Linked DNA regions of Homo sapiens: region 2 is linked to region 1. The links are chromatin loops, found by intact Hi-C in ENCODE. Cell type or tissue: heart right ventricle. All regions are shown on one strand. Links, peaks and the distances in the headings refer to the core of each region. The heading gives the core; the rest is flanking DNA. Region 1 overlaps RASGRF2 (Ras protein specific guanine nucleotide releasing factor 2). Region 2 overlaps RASGRF2 (Ras protein specific guanine nucleotide releasing factor 2).

The links. Hi-C counts contacts between places; a loop is a spot of excess contacts. Peaks named below come from ENCODE experiments on the same cell type or tissue, not always from the same donor. Only the 100,000 strongest peaks of a DNase experiment are listed, where the experiment ranks them.
Region 2: it touches region 1 in a loop (2.6-fold over the local background); 2 of 110 quality-filtered maps call a loop at or near these places.

Annotation. Positions count from the first base shown.
Region 1 is chr5:81,063,211-81,072,072 of GRCh38, reverse strand. RASGRF2 (Ras protein specific guanine nucleotide releasing factor 2) reads right to left here. Exons shown (of 27, transcript NM_006909.3): 3 at 3,894-4,041; 4 at 1,492-1,581. Among named protein-coding and RNA genes, the nearest start is that of RASGRF2-AS1, 110 kb to the right of the region's middle. In heart right ventricle, for the core only: no CTCF peak of the experiment used is centred there; no DNase peak of the experiment used is centred there; H3K27ac peaks cover 5,000 bases.
Region 2 is chr5:81,003,183-81,012,044 of GRCh38, reverse strand. The region is part of intron 1 of RASGRF2 (Ras protein specific guanine nucleotide releasing factor 2); the gene reads right to left. Among named protein-coding and RNA genes, the nearest start is that of RASGRF2-AS1, 47 kb to the right of the region's middle. In heart right ventricle, for the core only: no CTCF peak of the experiment used is centred there; no DNase peak of the experiment used is centred there; H3K27ac peaks cover 2,123 bases.

The DNA of each region.
Region 1 (8,862 bases), core at 2,158-7,157:
ACATAAAGAACAAAAAATTAATCTCAAAACCTATTTAACAAGTACAAAAATTGGTTTAAAAAATTATTAAGAAACAAGAAGGTAGAAAAATATTTTTAAAATTTTATCAGTATTCTTTCATTTAACAGAAATATTTTTAAAAATCAACTTAATTGGATTTTGTGTTAAGTAAAACCTTTCTATTTACTTGGGCAGGGGGTGCTTGCCGACCAATAGATGCTTCACTTATTTAGTAATAGACTAGTTTCTACCACACATCTGAAAATTGAATTTTATTAATTTTTTCTTTACATGCAACTACATACTATTAAAGGAAAGGCAATAGAATTAATCTTGTCTCCAGACTGACTAGATGGGATTTTTTTTAAAAAAACTAATTAATCTTATAACACAATAGCATAAGCTTGATTCAAAAAAAAATTAATTTCTAAGAAATGAATAGTGTTATTTTACTTTTTTATTTCTGGAAAACTGAAAACATTTGACTAGTCCTAAGAATCATTTCTATTTCAAATTCTGAGCAATATTTAAAGTTGTAAAAAAGAATATAAAATATAATTTAAAATCAATTTTGTAGAAAACATGATAGTCTCTAAAATTGATCTGAATTCCATAGGGATGATGTGAAAAATAATAGGCAAGCCTGAGAAAGTGCACTGGCCTGTGTGTTTTAGCCAATCAACAAACATTTGCTGATCATCTTTAAAGTGTCCAGGTAAATGCTGAGCACATTAAAGTTTTGTTACAGTGAAAGGGGAAAGATTATTAGCATAAAATAAGAGGAATAATAACAAATTAAAAAGAAATAAGATTTGAAGATGTATATCCAGGGAAATTTCCTCAAATATGATGCTTTCCACTTATTATTAACAAAGCTGAGTAGTGCTTTATATAAGACAATCAAGATCATAGGATCAAAACCTAAATGACAAATCAAAACACAGTGGACTAGAGTGAGAGCGAGAGCCAGCATTTGGTTCATTGCAAAAGTTGTGCAATTATAAATGGCAGTAAGAGGGAAAAATCTGCTGATTGTGTGGATGTTAAACAAGAAGCAATAATAAAACAGAAATATAAGCGGATGTGCTGATTTACTCAATCTTCACACATGCCCCCCAAAAAATCTTTCTTAAATAACACTAAAGATTAAAGCTAAAAGAAATATTTTTGAAATGTAATTTAAAAAATATTCCCCCAAAATATGAAAGCCGCACAAAATCAAGAGGTTGAACAGCACTTAATTAACCCCACTGGAGAACACTATTGTCTTAATGCCTGGTTTTGGCATCCTTCCTAGACAGTGTAAAGAAATCTCAAGCAGAAATTCTCTAGAGTAGCCATGTCTGGATCACTCTGCAGGGCAAGTCTGGGAGCCATAGCCCAGAAACACCAAGGCTGCTCCCGGCTCACGCACAGGGTGGCAAAGACACCACCATAGAACAGACGACTGGTCACCATGCTCCTACAAAGCTGGAAACCTCCAGGCCCTACCTTTTTAATCTTCTTGATGTCTGGATCTTCGTCTTCTTGGTTGCTTTGGTAAGGTCGCATTCGTTCTTTGGTTTTATTAAGAGCAATAATCTGGAACACAAAGTTGGTCCATTTCATGATTTGGGAAATGCTGGATTATAGCCATACACACAGGAAGCTCTGCCTACAAAGGTGGTCCAATGAGATCCTCAGGAAACACCCACTTTTTATGCACACTCTCTTCCTTTGGTGCTGAGATGGGGGAAACATGAACTTTACCCCAAGCATGGTATCACCAATGAAAGTGTTTATAAGAAGTGACTGTGTAAAGTGTGACCGGGGATCTGGGCTAGCAGAAATGTTGGCCCAAAACTCAGCCCCAGCTGCCAGTGGTGAGCCCGCCAAGACCTTGTCAGGAGTCCAGTGATATGTCCATCCCCTCGCCTGAAGGTGGCTGCCTGCAATGTCCTGTGGTCCCCACATGCAGTGACACTCAGCTCAGAGCCCCTGGTTCTGGCCATTGGCCTGTAGTCTTCCAAACCACATGGCACCCCAGACTCACAGACATCCTTAGGAAAATGGCAACTGTAACGGGAACTTCAGAGCCTTGGGGCTGGTCCAAGCCAACCAAGAGAATTCCTCAGAAAAGGTAAAAAGGATCAAACTAACCTGGGATCTCTTTATATCTCCAGCTCAGTTCTGTGACCTGTGAGGGGCATTTCAAGACTGGGTGGCCTCTCAACTACACATAGCAGTAAAATTCTCTAGACCGGCACTCAACAGCAGGCTCTTACAAGCTTAAGAACCTATACAGACCTACTAGCCAGCAATACCTTAAAAGTTAAGGGATCATAATTGCCCCTCTCTAGCCTGTCTTTCTATTTTGTCCCCAGTACCAAATACACCCCTCTGCCATTTTCTGGCAAGGAGGTGGGAAAAGAAAGGGAGTAGGAAATAAATTATGGCTCCTGTCAAGAGACCAGAGAAGACATACCTGCAACTGACAGTTTTTTGCTGCAATCTACATTCAGACTAAAATAGAACATAGTGAAGGCAGATAAACACACACAAATATTGAGGAACATCGCCTGGTGTTGAGCTTCTCTCGTGGAGTAAATACCAACCTCTTTCACTGAGCAGACAAGCATCTGCTCCAGCTTACAGTGGCTAAGAAAGAACACAATAATTTTGTTTTAAATAACAGTGCCTGATATAGTCTTTTAAAATGCAGGTTTGTTAAGTTTTCTGTTGCTGTTTTCACTATATCACATATCAGGGTCGAATTGGGAAGTTAACAACTGTAATAATATGGTGAACACCATCTGCAAGTTGTCATCATCAGAGAAGCTGCCACATCTCTGTTGGAGGACGCTTGTACCCATACTCTCAACACCGGAGGTGATGTGTGTAGGGAGCAGAAGGCGAAAACCCCACCTAGGATTCACAGGGTATGTCTCAGAGGAAGGTGCAAGACACAAAAAGGAAAATGTTGTCTGATGACAATAAAAATGACAAGAACATTGCCAAAACTGACAAGCCTAAACTGTTTCTGTCAATGAGGATACAATTACTAGTAGGTTTCATTGTGTCCTATTCCCTTCTTTGAATCTCAGAAGATACTAATGCATCCCTGGGCAGAAAGAGGGAGGAAATTTCATTCTCTGCATTCCTCTCCCATTCTTCAGTGATTGCTTACTGCCCATGAGGAAGGATAGGACAGCGGGAAAGGTACATTCAGGATTCTCTATCTAGACTGAGGCCTGGGAGGGAGGGAGGACTCAGGCACACACCATGGCTGTGGACTCTAAAACCGCCTTCTGCTCACACTGGGCATCAGCCTCACTATCTGGGGATGCAAGGCCTGAGAAGTTCACACTCTGAGGGAGGGAGGGGGAGGCAGGAATTCCAACTCCAGGGAAAAATGCACCCTAGCAAATGTCTTATAGTTTAATCCAAATGTTCTTTTCAAAACTGTGGAGGGGAGAAGGTTGGACTCCTTCAAATCTAAAAGAGTAAAGTATTTCTGAATTCATTGCTGGTTCTCCCTTAGTTGTCATTTTAGACTTTAATTGAATCTATGGCAGACTCATAATTATCATTACTGTAGGGTATCTGAAAACAGTTAAATGCTATAATCAATTCTTGAATTTCTGAGCTAATGAAGGGTATCAGGAGAACAAATAACCACCCCCCACCAAAAAAAAAAAAAAAAGCACATTATCCTGATATGTTCCTGTAGCACATTTACTTAATCCTAATATAGACATTAGATTCATGTCTAGGTCAGGCCCAGCCACGTATGTGTTGATGTCAGAGGAAGTCAGCCTGGGATTAAAATGTTGCCCTGAATAGGCCTTAAGTAATCATGAGGAAATGACGGTAAACGTGAAACAATGAGAAGGAATCTATTGACTGGGAAATACCTCTGATTTAAGCCTTTCGATTTCTGTGTCTTGATCTTCAAGTTGATGTCGGAGTTGGTTAGCTGCAATTTTTTCTGTCTCTACGATCTGAACTAGATGAATGTACTTCTGCATTAATACTTCCCTCTCAATCAAAATGTCTGCATAACTTGAGAGAAAATTACACAGTTAGTCATTGAGATATTGTTCTACTATATAGAGTTCCATATAGAATATAATATGCTACATTTGAAAAAGAAGTTATGAGCATTGTTTGTTCAGCTATCTCTACTTGACATAAATGTTAACTTTCAGCTTACATTTGGTATCCTTCGACGATGAAGAATTTAAATAATCATTTTACATATCCTTTACTAAGAATTCACTTAATGATACTTGCTACCCAAAAAATCTTACCATAGAAGTGGGAAAAGTACAAAAGAAATTGTAATAGTTTTAAAAAGAAAGTAGTGTGTCTTCTTTAACAAAAAAACTGAGGTCTTTTGAATTCTGGCACATGGTTTCCAGGGATGCTATTCAAAATATTTCACCGAGTAAGATATTAGCCAATCAAAATAAACCTGCTCCCAAACAGAATGAATGCAGAGACCATTACAACAGGCACTAACTGGAAAAAATCTATTATGTCTGTATTAGTGACTACCAACTCTGTTGGGCTCTCTTTAAGACTGCAAAATCATTGACTACTCTATTTCTAAAGCCAACAGAAATAGAAATTATATTCTAGAATTAAGTTTAGATTATTTGGGCTCTAACTCCTGCAGCCTAGCCTGTATCTATGTCTTTGGTCAAGTATGGTAAAACAAAACTTACTCTCAGATTTTTACTGATGATATAATTCTGTGGTATCTAAAATTTTGCCTCCAGATCTTCTTGCATCATTCAGGATGATGAAATGGATATTCTTCCATGCATATCATCTTTCCCCAATGGTATGACAGTAATAATTCATGATAGTTACTATTTATTGAGTGCATAGGATATAGTATACATTATTTCATCTCATAATCCCAGCAACCCCAGGAGATATGTGATCCCAATTGCCCAGAGAAGGAATTTGATCTTCACAGAGGCGAAGTACTGACCTCAGATCGCACAGCTAGTAGGTAGCAGGGCTGGGATTCAAATTAAGGTATGTCTGACCCGAAGTCCATGTTCTTAAACACCAGCTAAACTGCCTCTCTCATGAGAAAGTGCACGCTGGACATAAACAAGAATGTTGCAGCGGAAGTGTTTTGAGATACCTGCCCAATCTTCCACACACTTACCTCCTCTTTGGGAACTTGGGCCATGGCAAGCCATGTTTATACCACAAAAGCTGCCCTCATGACCACATTAAACCAGCCTAAAAAGAGATAACTGGTGCAAGCTAAACCAAATGGATTCTTTCCCCTTGGAATCTGGGATTCTACCTCGCTTTATTTGCTTGAACTGCAATAATATTAACTTGGAAATTCTAGTTGCCATTTTTGGGCAGCCATATTTGGCCACATCCGAGCCAAAACAGTCAAAGTGAGTCCGACGGGAGAGAAAAGAATAAGCGGATGTTCAGAAAAGCAAAGACAGGAGAGACAGAAAGTCTGAGACAGAAAGTTAATGGCTACCTGGGCTCCTGTAGCTTTCTAGTTCCTGGTGCCAGGCCCTCATGACGCTGGAACACAATTTTAGGCTGGGGTTCAGGGAGATACTGCAGTGTCCTGCTAATAAATTCTTTCTTTTAACCTAAACTGGTTTGAGGTTTAGCTTACTTGGTTTGTGTTGCTTGGAACTAAAAGTCTTAAGACACTTCTAAAATCACAATTTTAGATCAATTATCTCAACATCCTCAGCACCTGTATCGTGCGTGTTGTTAGGGTTAGAAAAGAACCGTGTCAGCAACATTTTTAAGTCACTCGTTCTGAGAAATTACCCAAAGAGAATAGAAAGGGAGGCTATGAAATTACAAGTGACAGGAAGGGAAAAGAAGAAGAAAAGATAGAAGAGTCTTGATAGGAATATGCTGTGGGAGAACTTAAGGGAGAAAAATAATAATAGAGCATAAAAAAAGCAATTGTTATAAAAATTCTGCCTTTCTCATCAGTTTTATTAGAAATATGCCAAATTGGTTACAAATATATTACATCAGTGTTAGGTAGCAAAGCAGTATTTTCTTTTCTCTTAAAAAAGAAAAAGAAAAAGAGAAAGGCAGGTCCAGTTTGGAATGCAAGGCTGACTTCACACAGACTCATCACCAACGTCCCCCTCCCTGCGCTTCCAAGGTCTTTGCTAGGAAAATTGTTTTCTGTTTAAAGAATGAAACCATAAGAGCATGATAAAAACAGGAAAATATGCCATCAATAGACCAGACATCCTCAGCACCTATATAATGGAATTTGTAAAATTCCATGAAGAGAAAAACTAAGCAAGCAGAATTAGCTTGGTGGGGAAATGAGAGTAGAGGAAACCACAGATACAGATACCTTGCATAAGCACACTTCTCACCAAGAGTGGCCCGGAGAGTCTCCAAGCTCGGAAGCAGCAAATGTAAACAACAGAGCGTAGGCAAGGGCAATTGTTATGATCTTCCATTAAACAAGTACCTTTAGAATATGTGAAGTTAGGCTCCTCCTCTTCACACCCCTCAAAAATAAGAAATAAAAGGCACAGCTGGCAGCAATGACATGTCCCCAGCTGACAGTGCAAGGTCTGCTTTCTCTAGAAAAGGGTGGCACCTTCCTAAAGAAGAACTCTAATGAAGGAGCTGGACTCTGAGAACAGAGCTTGGGTTTACTCCAGACATTCACCGTGGACACAAGGGAGAACCAAGAAGGGAAAGGCTTTAAGAGAGCCTGGAAATAAAATACACTGTATTCATTTTCTATTCTGTAAAAACAGAACTTAAGCCACTAAATTTGGTGATAATTTGTTACAGAATAGAAAATGAATACAGTGTATTTTACTTCCAGGCTCTTAAATCAACATATATTTATTATCTCATAGTTTCTGTGGATTAGGAGTCTAGGCTCAGTTTAGCTAGACCTTTAGGTCAGGATGTCACGAGGCTACGATCACGGTGTCAATCAAGATGCATTATCATCTTGAGGCTTGACTGGGCAAGAATCCTATTCCAAGTTCATTCAGGCTGTTAGAAAAGTTCATTTCCTTGCTGCTGTAGAACTCGTAGCAGCTTCCTTCTTCAAAGCCAGTGGGAGAACATTTCTCACCTGCTCTGTAAGGTCTTTCATCTGATTAAATCAGGTCCACTAACGACCCTTTTTATTAACTCAATATTAACTGATTTAAGACTGTAATGATATCTTCAGTAACTCTTTTCCTTTGCCATATAACATAACCTAATCAAGGACGTCACTATCCCATCATGTTTCCATATTTTAGTGGGTAGTAGCCAGTAACAGTTTCCAGCTGTGTGGGCTAAAGGGTATAGAATTATACAAGGAAGAATTTCCAAATCACCTTCCTACTGTCTGCCCACATATCTGAAAAGGAAGCTGACACATGTTACACGATGCAGCATTCACAGTCACAGAGTAAGCCCAGACCAACTACCCATAATGTCCCACAAGATCCTTCATTTAGAAACAAGGAATAGCAGACACTCATGAAAACCAGACTCCCCTCTCACCACAAAAGGCCCCTATAGTAGGCAGCATCTAAGATGGCCCCCTAATGATCCCCGGCTTCTAGTACTCAACCCCTTAGGTAAAAGGGCCTTCCTTTTGAGTGTGAGCTGGACTTAAGTGACTCACTTATAAAGAATACAACATGGCAGGAGTGATGGGATGGCAATTCCATGATCGGTTTATAAGACTCTGGCTTCCATCTCACTTGCCTTCTCTTGCTGTCTTGCTGGTTTGCTTTGAGGGAAGTCAGCTGCCAGGTTCTGAGCTACTCTACAGAGAGGCCCATGAATAAAGTAGACACTGTAGGAGGCCTCTGGCCAAGAGTCATTTAGGAACTGAGCTCAAGCCAACAACTGGTAAGGAAGCGAACCTAGCCAACAGCAGAGTGAGTGAACTTGGAAGTGGATCCTTCCCCAGTTGTGCATTCAGATGAGAATACAGACCTGGCCAACACCTTGATTGTAGCCTTGTGAGATACCTTTGGGCAGAGGCACCCAGCTAAGCTATGCCTGGGTTCCTGACCCACAGAAACTGTGTATAACAATAAATTGTTTATTGTTTTAAAAATTGTTAAGCAGCAAGAGATAACAAACACAGCCCCAAATGAACAAACAGAAAAGACATTAAAAGAAACAAAGCTAATTCAGGAAAAAAGGTACTTACTACCTACAGAAAGACATGGAAGGATATTAGACATAAGGCAAAAAGAGGCTGCCATGGAAAAGGAGTAATCAGATTTTTTTAAAAAAGCGTTCTTGGAAAAAAAAGATAATTACTAAAATTTTATAGCTCAATGGAATTACTAACCAATAACCCAGACATGGCTAAAAACTAAGCTGGGTGGTCAGAGAGGTCAAATAAAGAACACTAAACAAAAATATAAAGAGATTGGAAATATAAAAGGAAAACTGAGTAACCTAGAGTATAGATCCAAGAAGTCTAATATCTGTCTTGTGGGAGTTCCAGAAAGGAAAAAAGTTACACTGCAATAGGGAAAAAATATTAATAATAAAGAAATGAGAGCTGGGCACTGTGGCTCACACCTGTAATCCTAGCACTTTGGGATACTGAGGCAGGCAGATCACCTGAGTTTGAAACTAGCCTGGCCAACATGGTGAAACTCTGTCTTTACTAAAATACAAAAAATTAGCCAGGTGTGGTGGCGGGCATCTATAGTCACAGCTACTTGGGAGGCTGAGGCAGGAGAATCATTTGAACCCGGGAGGCAGAGGTTGCAGTGAGCCGAGATCACGCCACTGCACTCCAGCCTGGGCAACAGAGAGAGACTCCATCTAAAAAAGAAAAAACAGAAATGGAAGAAACTTTCCCTGAACTGAGCATAGCACAGT
Region 2 (8,862 bases), core at 1,580-6,579, 59 kb after region 1:
CACGGTCATAGCTCCAGGCATCATGGATCTGCTATAAAAGTTCAGGCCACCAGCAACGTTGTAGAGCTTCTGCATTTATGTCAATAGGTGACAAAAAGCAAGATTTTGAGCAATTTTGAACTGACCCTTTACTCTAAAAGAAAAAGAAATATATATAATGTCTATGTATATATAATGTGTATGTTTGCAAATGGATAAAGAAAAATACTGAAAGCACATGCTAAATGAGGAAAATGTAAGTTATGTAAATGCCAATTCCAAGTAACTATTTTCTTTTCCTTTTTTTTTTTTTGTTTGTTTGTTGAGATGGAGTTTCGCTCTTGTTGCCCAGGCTGGAGTGCAATGGCTCGATCTCAGCTCATGGCAACCTCCGCCTCCCAGGTTCAAGCAATTCTCCTGCCTCAGTCTCCCGAGTAGCTGGGATTACAGGCATGTGCCACCATGCCAGGCTAATTTTGTATTTTTAGTAGAGACGGGGTTTCTCCATGTTAGTCAGGCTAGTCTCAAACTCCCAACTTCAGGTGATCCACCTGCCTCAGCCTCCCAAAGTGCTGGGATTACAGGCATGAGCCACCGTGCCGGGCCCCAAGTAACTATTTTCTAGTGAAACACTCACTCAGATGCTCAAAGGGCACATACAGGAATATTCACTGTAATGTTGGTTTAATGGTAAAAAAAGAAGCAACAACCTAAATGTGTACCAATAAAGCGATAGCTAAATAAACTATAACACAGTCATATCATGAATAAATAGTTTCAAAGAATGAGTTAGATCTACATGTACCAACATAAATAGGACAGGCAATAAAAAAAAATAGTAAGCTAGAGAAAAAATACAGAATCAGTAACATTTATGAAAAAGTATTCATAAAAGTAACTGGAAGTAAATATACCAAAATGAATTTAGTGGTTACCTCTGAGTAACTTTTATCTTCTTATCCATATATTTTGTGCATTTTTCAAATTAGCCATAATGAGTATACCACATACATCTTAAATATGTCAACAGTCCTATGTGCAGTAAAGATGTGAAAAATATTCAGGGCTTACTGAACATTTTCCTGCTTTAAAACATACAAACGCAATGCTGCAACATAGCAATGTGAAAAAGAGAGCTATTTGGTATGCATTTATTTAGAAGTAGAAAAATATACAATGAGTTACTGGAAACATTTATGTAAATAAAAGAACATGAAGCACATCTGGTGGACATGTCTGGCTATTAAAAACCACAGGCGCAGGATTAGGAAGGGCACTTACCATGTTGCCTGAATGTGACTACTAATGATGGTTTTGCTGGGCCTCTTTCCCTAAGAAGACTTTTAATATTAAAAATACATTTTCACCTCATTTGCTGATAGCTGAAAGCTTACAGCTGTCAGACTTTTAGAAGAAAATGACAGTCTCAAATCACCCAAAATCAGAATGGCTAAGAATACCAAACTTCGGTGCTGGAAAAGAAAATTGGCACTTGCTCATGTGCACTACCTAGAACTTTACATTTTTGCTGCTTCTCCAAAAATCTTCAAAAAGCAAAACTTCTCTCGAACTCTCCAGAGTAATGCGTTTTTCATTGAGCTCACACCACACTCTTCTCATACATAACAAATAATTCAGTTCTGTGCCTTACACATTTGGCCTTTTTTCATTGTAAAAATACAAGCCAAATACCATGGCTTCTGTCCACCATCTATGCACATTATTTCCCTCTTAAGAAAAAGTTTGAGTTTTTCGTCCGTGAAAATAATACACATATATAAATACGGAAAATACAGAGAGGCAAAATTAGAGAGGAAAATTCATTCATAATCCTACCATCATCCAAAGACAACCACTGTTAAATCTTGATGTATAGCTCTCAAATCTATTTTCTTTTTCTTTTTTTTTTTTTGAGATGAAATCTCACTCTGTCACTCAGGCTGGAGTACAGTGGCACGATCTCAGCTCACTGCAACCTACCTCCAGGATTCAAGCAATTCTCCTGCCTCAGCTTCCCGAGTAGCTGGAACTACAGGCACCCAACCCCATGCCCGGCTAATTTTTGCATTTTCATAGAAACGAGGTTTCACCATATTGGCCAGGCTGCTCTCGAACTCCTGACCTTGTGATCCGCCCGCCTCTGCCTCCCAAAGTGCTGGGATTACAGGTGTGAGCCACCGCACCCGGCCTCTCCAATCTATTTTCTAAAACCATTTTAATACAGTCATGCTCATGCTGCATATGCAATGCTATTCCAGCATAGTTTTCAGGTCACATGATAACTTAAGAATTTTTCCATATTACTTAAAACTGTAGTAAACGTTTATAAAGTGTACATAATGTTACACAGAAATGATATACTACTTAAATATTTACTTAAATTACATTTGCCTATTTTAACATTTGGAAGGTTTTTAATTATTCCTTATAAATCTTGGTATATACAATTTTTTATTTGACTTTTGGGTTACTCCATTGGTGGAGATTCTCAAGAACAGATGAAAGACATGAATAACTTGGTTTATGGAAGTTTGTTTTTAGACTTGCTTTAGGGATATTTGCTCCTCATGTTTGCCAAGTCTGATGTGATGCTCCATCTGACAGACATGATAATAAGCTACTGAACAACACTCACATCACAATTTTAGCGACTGAGTGGCCCCATATGTGATGCTATATCTGGACATTCTAGGCAGTTGATGGCTCCTACCCTCTAGAAGCTTACATCTGCTCTCAGGGTATAAGGGAAGTTCACTAACCTGGGCAGTATATGATGATATTCATTAACTGCCTATCTAGGCATGAAAATGGTTACATATCCACTCAGTGCTTAATATATGGCAGGCATTGTTCTGAGATCCATCCTGCATTTTCTCATCGAGTTCTCGTCATGAGCCCATAATTTATTCCCCTTTTACAGATGAGGAAACAGGCTGAAAGAGGCAGGACAATCACCCACAACCCATCAGGGCATGTGCTCTCAGCTGCAGGCCCAGGGGTAGTAGTGGACTCCCACTGGTCTGCCACACTCTGTTGTGAGTCTCTGTTGTGAAAGCTATCTATGTGGCAAAGCCAACCAGATCATGAGTCCAAAACCCAGGACTCTGACTTGAAGTTCTACTTGCTGAGACAATCAACCACAAAAGGATGGATCACACGGAAAGGAAGAAATAGATGGGCTGGAGCCTGTATAGATAAGAAGTATGTCCAGAAAATAAATTTCCAAAAAATCATCAAGTCTACAAAATTCTATTCTGCCCTTGAATTTTATAATGGTTCTAGATGCCACCCTAGCCATTTCTGTTCTCATTTCTAATATTAAATCAGCAGCCTAAGAGACAGGAGGTGCTACAAAAGGGAGAGGAAGGAGGGAGGGAAGAAGAGAAGGAAGAGGGGAGGAATCCATTTTATCCATTATTTTATCAACCATCTTATTTTTGAAAGTGTCATGCTGGTATGTATTTTATAGACACACATATACTGATCTTAAGAAGATTACAGTTTAGCTGAAAAGCTAAATTAGGCACTCATAAAGCAATTAAATAACATTATAAGATTAAGTAACAGTGCAAGATGTGTCAAAGTGCTAAAATAAGCTGTATGAAAACTGAAACCAGCCAGGCACGGTGGCTCATGCCTGTAATCCCAGCACTTTGGGAGGCTGAAGCAGGTGGATCACTGGAGGTCACGAGTTTGAGACCAGCCTGACCAACAGGGTGAAACCTCGTCTCTATTAAAAATACAAAAATTAGCCGGGCGTGGTGACACATGCCTGTAATCCCAGCTACTGGGGAGGCTGAGGCAGGAGAATTGCTTGAACCCGGGAGGAGGAGGTTGCAGTGAGCCGAGATTGTGCCACTGCACTCCAGCCTGGGCGAAGAAGCGAGACTCTGTCTCAAAAAAAAAAAAAAAAAAAAAAAAAAAAAGGAAAGAAAGAAAGAAAAAGAAAACTGAAACCATCATCATCCACTTTTTCCAATTACTACACATTTGAGATAGCTGGTTCTGTAAATCAGACGAGACAGTGCAATTTTGGCCTATCAGAAAGTGTTTACCATAGATGAAGACAATAAATACTATTGCTGGATGGTCCTGGGAAGCTGAGGGTATTGGAACCCTTCCATAACTGCCATGGCCAAGGGATGAGGATGCTTCCATTGCTTTTCCTGTTCACGTCTCTCTCTTCAGTTCACCCCCTCCCAAATGAGAAGCTGCATCGGATCTGCTTGCTCAGCATTTTGCATTTACTAGGTGACTCCTCCATGGATGAGGTCACTCCTTTGAAGAACAATACATGGTTATCCTTCTGTCTCAGTTGCACCTGCGATTAGGTGAGCAAGTCAAGCAGTTATCGTGGAGGGGCAGCTGATCTGAATAGTTCACTTTCCTCGTCCTAAATCAGCCTTCAATATTTACCATAAATGCAAGGACCACCCTGAGAAAGTTGAGTTTGTTGGCGTGAATTTTTCTTAATGGAAAAAAGAAAGCGAGGGAGTATATGGCCAACTAACCCTCACCATGAAGGAAAAAATGACATCCCGGGGCAGCTGACAATAGGGCTCTCTAAACACTTGGTGCCAGTGTGGAGGTGTTCTGGCCTCAAGGCAGCTCCAGGGAGAGGGTCCCTGGGAAAGAATGAACCCCTTCCTCAGGGCAGAAGAGCCTGCTTCACTGCACAGAGTGGTCTCTCAGGAGCTAGAAAAGTTAATGAAGTTGCTGAGCTTGAAAACCAGAAAGTAGGCAAAAAGAAAAACAAGTTCAACCTTCCTCCAACACAGGAAATAATTTGAAACCACAATCAGAAACTTTTTGAGCATTATGAAAGTGTAGAGGCCAAGGGAAAACTCCTCCCCTTCACCTTCTGCAGGTTTCCTGAAAGCTACACCCCCTCCCGAATGAGAAGCCACATCTAACAAAAGGAAGGTTAACAGGAGAAGAGGCATATACACATTTATAAATGTGTACGGAGGCAGGCGGATCACACAGTGATTACTCCACCACGCAATGAGGTACAGATGGTTAATGGTTATATACCCTTCTGAGGAGAAAGGGAGATGGGGAAGTGAGGCTTATTTTAGGGGGTTAGTAAACCATTTTTAGGAGAATGCCATGGACTCGAGGAACATACAATGGCCTGGGACAATGTCTCGTGGGCCCGCAGAACAGACAATGGTTTGTGACAAGTCTATAAAAGTGTGTTGATGGACTTGGAATCTTTCTTTCTGAGACATGTGTTCAGTTAATGAAAACTCAGGAAAGTGACCAGAAGTAATTGTTTTCTTCTTCAGCAGGTCTGGACTTTAGGCAGATAAGGGAACTTCAGAGAACAATTTTATCCTGTGCTTTGGGGCAGACGGAGAAGTGGGGAAAGGGGGATCCGAGAGGTCTCAAGGCTCCTTCCTCGGTTCAGCATGTCAAAGCACCATAGTTCGGGGCATCAGCTTCTGAACCCCAGCAAAGGGAATAAGCATTTTGATGGCTTCTAAATCACCAAAACACAGGAGGAAGAAGTGGGTTAGCTGCTCTGGGGTATGGAACTATTAGATTCTGACACACTTACAGCCTTATCTCTGCCTACTACATATGAAGCTTTCTACTGACTATTCTAGAAGGTAACATACTTTCAGAAACACCTTTGCACTTTCAAAACTATCATGGCTTTACCAAAACCACTTAACTCAAAAGACTTTTCACTTTCAAAGGTCCTTCAACCAAAGTTAGAAGCATATTAAGTGAAATCAAGACCAGTCTGAAGGGCAATCAAAACAGGATCCCCATAGAAAACTGTGCATTGAGCATGACTACAGCCCAATAAACAACTAAACAACCTAAAGGGGCAAATTCGACAGGAAATACACCGAAATATTAAAGTAGATGTCCTTGGGTAATACAAATTTGAGTAAGGTTGGTTCTATAGCCATACAATTTTTAAAGATTTATTTTTATTAAAAACACAAAACTTAATTAAATAAATAAATATTAAAGTCCAAGTTGTTTGAAATATTTCCCTTCATATCTTGAAAGCCTTTCAATCTCACTCAGGAAAACGTTTGAACTTGGAACATTTGAACTTGGAAGCGACCTTAAAGATTGTCCGATAAAACTACTTCATTCTACAGCTGAGGAAACAGAGTGAACTTCCAAACACATGGCCAGTCAGGCGCTGACCTGGAACTCTAATCAGCAATTCCTACCTCTGACTTAATGCCCTCTCTATCACAGACAGAGCCCACCTCACCAAGGAATACTCCCCTTCAATCTTCCAGATAGAAAGGAAAAAAAGTACTGCAAAATATGTCTCTCCACTCTTCAGTATGTACCCAAAAGAAATAAAATATATGTCTACTCAAAAATGTCTACACGAATGTTCACAGCAGCACTATTCATAGAAGTCAAATAGCAGAAACTACCCAAAAGTCCATCAGCTGAGGAATGGATAAACAAAATGTGGTATATCCATACAATGGGATTTTTTTTCTCCATGAAAAGGAGTGAAATACAAATATGCTACAATATGAATAAATCTTAAAAACACTGACTGATATGGTTTGGCTGTGCCCCCCACCCAAATCGTATCTTGAATTGCAGTTCCCATAATCCCCATGTGTTGTGGGTAGAACCTGGTGGGAGGTAATGGAATCATGGGAGCCATTACCCTCAAGCTGTCCTCGTGATAGTGAGTGCGTTCTCACGAGATCCGACGGTTTTATAAGGGGCTTTTCCCCACCTTCGCTCGCATTTCTTCTTCCTGCCAGCATGAAGAAGGACATGTTTGCTTCCCCTTCCGCCATGATTGTCGGTTTCCTGAGGCCTCCCCAGCCATGGTGAACTGTGAGTCAACTAAACCTCTTTCCCTTCTAAATTGCCCAGTCTCAGGTATGTCTTTATTAGCAGCGTGGGAATAGAATAATACACTAATGTTAAATGAAACCAGACACAAAGGACGGTATAATGTATGATTCCACTTACATGAAATGTCCAGAATAGGCAAATCTATACAGAACAAGTACGTTAGGGGTTGCCTAGGACTGGGGGTAGGTTTGGAAAATTAGGAGATGATGGCTAAGGGCTGAGGGGTTTCTTTTTTGAGGTAATGAAAATGTTTGGAAATTCAGTATGGTGACAGGTGCAGCTGAAAACAAATGCTAATATCAACGTGTACTGCACTCTGTTCCAAGCAAAGAACAATACTGATAACGTCACATTGAGGAAAGAACAATCAGCTACATAGATTATCATTTCAATCAGGGCATCTGTACCTTTTCCATATTTGCTGCACTGCATTTGGTTGTGTTACCTAAGTTTGGATTCTTGCCTCTATCTGCCAAAATGATAAATTCTCCAGAGCCATTTCAACTGATGGAATGACCACCTTAAATTGCTGTGTATACCACCTCAAGGAACAAGCCAGGCTTGGCCAAGACAGCCACGTGCTTTAAGGAAAAGTACATTATTAAGATGCAAGAAATGAATCTGCTTCAAATGGTTTGACCAAGTAATTATGTGTCTGGTGATTCTCTCACAAGCCAAATTGGTGGAATGTTGGAATGCTGCTATTGGACATGCAGCCTCATGGCCTGCCACACCCAACACAGCCTCTTTGCAAGCCCACTTCTCTCCCACGAAGTCCGTGAACTCATTGATAAGTAAATACCACTCTGTGATCAGTAGGTCAGCCACTGCCCAGATACAAAAAGGGCTGCAACAAATAACGTGCCACATCCTATTACATTTCAGATAAAGGAGGAGACCTATAATCCAAATACATCAAAAACAGTAGCTGAGCATAATTGTCTCCCCTGTTAAATGACAGGAAACTGCTCATTGTGCTTACCGTTTAGCAGCAAGTGGGAACTTTATTCTGACTACAGGCCTCAAATCCTTCCAGAGAACCTTACATGCTCTTAGGCTGTGATCAGAGGTGCCTGCCAACATTAACACAAACACAAGGCACAGAAGTCAACTCCCAGTTCACGTATCAACAACAGCTCTGGGGCAGGGACCCTGCTTTCAAGAGGAAATTTTTAAACTGGAGGGTGGGACCATGTGCAACTGACTAGCACCCTTGTTAGCACCACTGATGTAAAGTTAAATGATCCCCTCTCTAGTTAAAGTCTCCTAATTGTGATCTCCAGGACTCTCGCCAAAGATCTAACACAACTGTAAACATTTCAGAAGGCTCAGCTCACCATGGTTTGGGGCAAAACATACAGGCTTCTATTTCCTAAAATGCAGAAAAAGCAGACATTCTATTTCTTTAGGTCTGTAGTTCAGCCTCAGCACTGGCCCTGTGTTACACAGATTTCTATTTTGATACCTGCAAGTAAACATTTTATTAATATTTTTATGAATAAACCTTAAAATCCAAGCCAACTTATTTTTCCATTATTTAAAAAATTGTCTCGGCCAGGCATCATGGCTCATGCCTGTAATCTCAGCATTTTAGGAGGCCAAGGCAGGAGGATCACTTGAGGCCAGGAGTTCAAGACCAGCCTGGCCAACATGGCAAAACTCCATCTCTACTAAAAATACAAAAATTAGCATGCCGGGCGCAGTGGCTCACGCCTGTAATCCCAGCACTTTGGGAGGCCAAGGCGGGCAGATCACGAGGTCAGTAGATCGAGACCATCCTGGCTAACCTGGTGAAACCCTGTCTCTACTAAAAATACAAAAAAATTAGGTGGGCGTGGTGGTGGGCACCTGTAGTCCCAGCTACTCAGGAGGCTGAGGCAGGACAATGGCGTGAACCCGGGAGGCGGAGCTTGCAGTGAGCCGAGATCGCGCCATTGCACTCCAGCCTGGGCGACAGAGTGAGACTCCGTCTCAAAAAAAAAAAAAAAAAAAAAAGCCAGGTGTGGTGGCATGCATCCATAATCCCGCTAC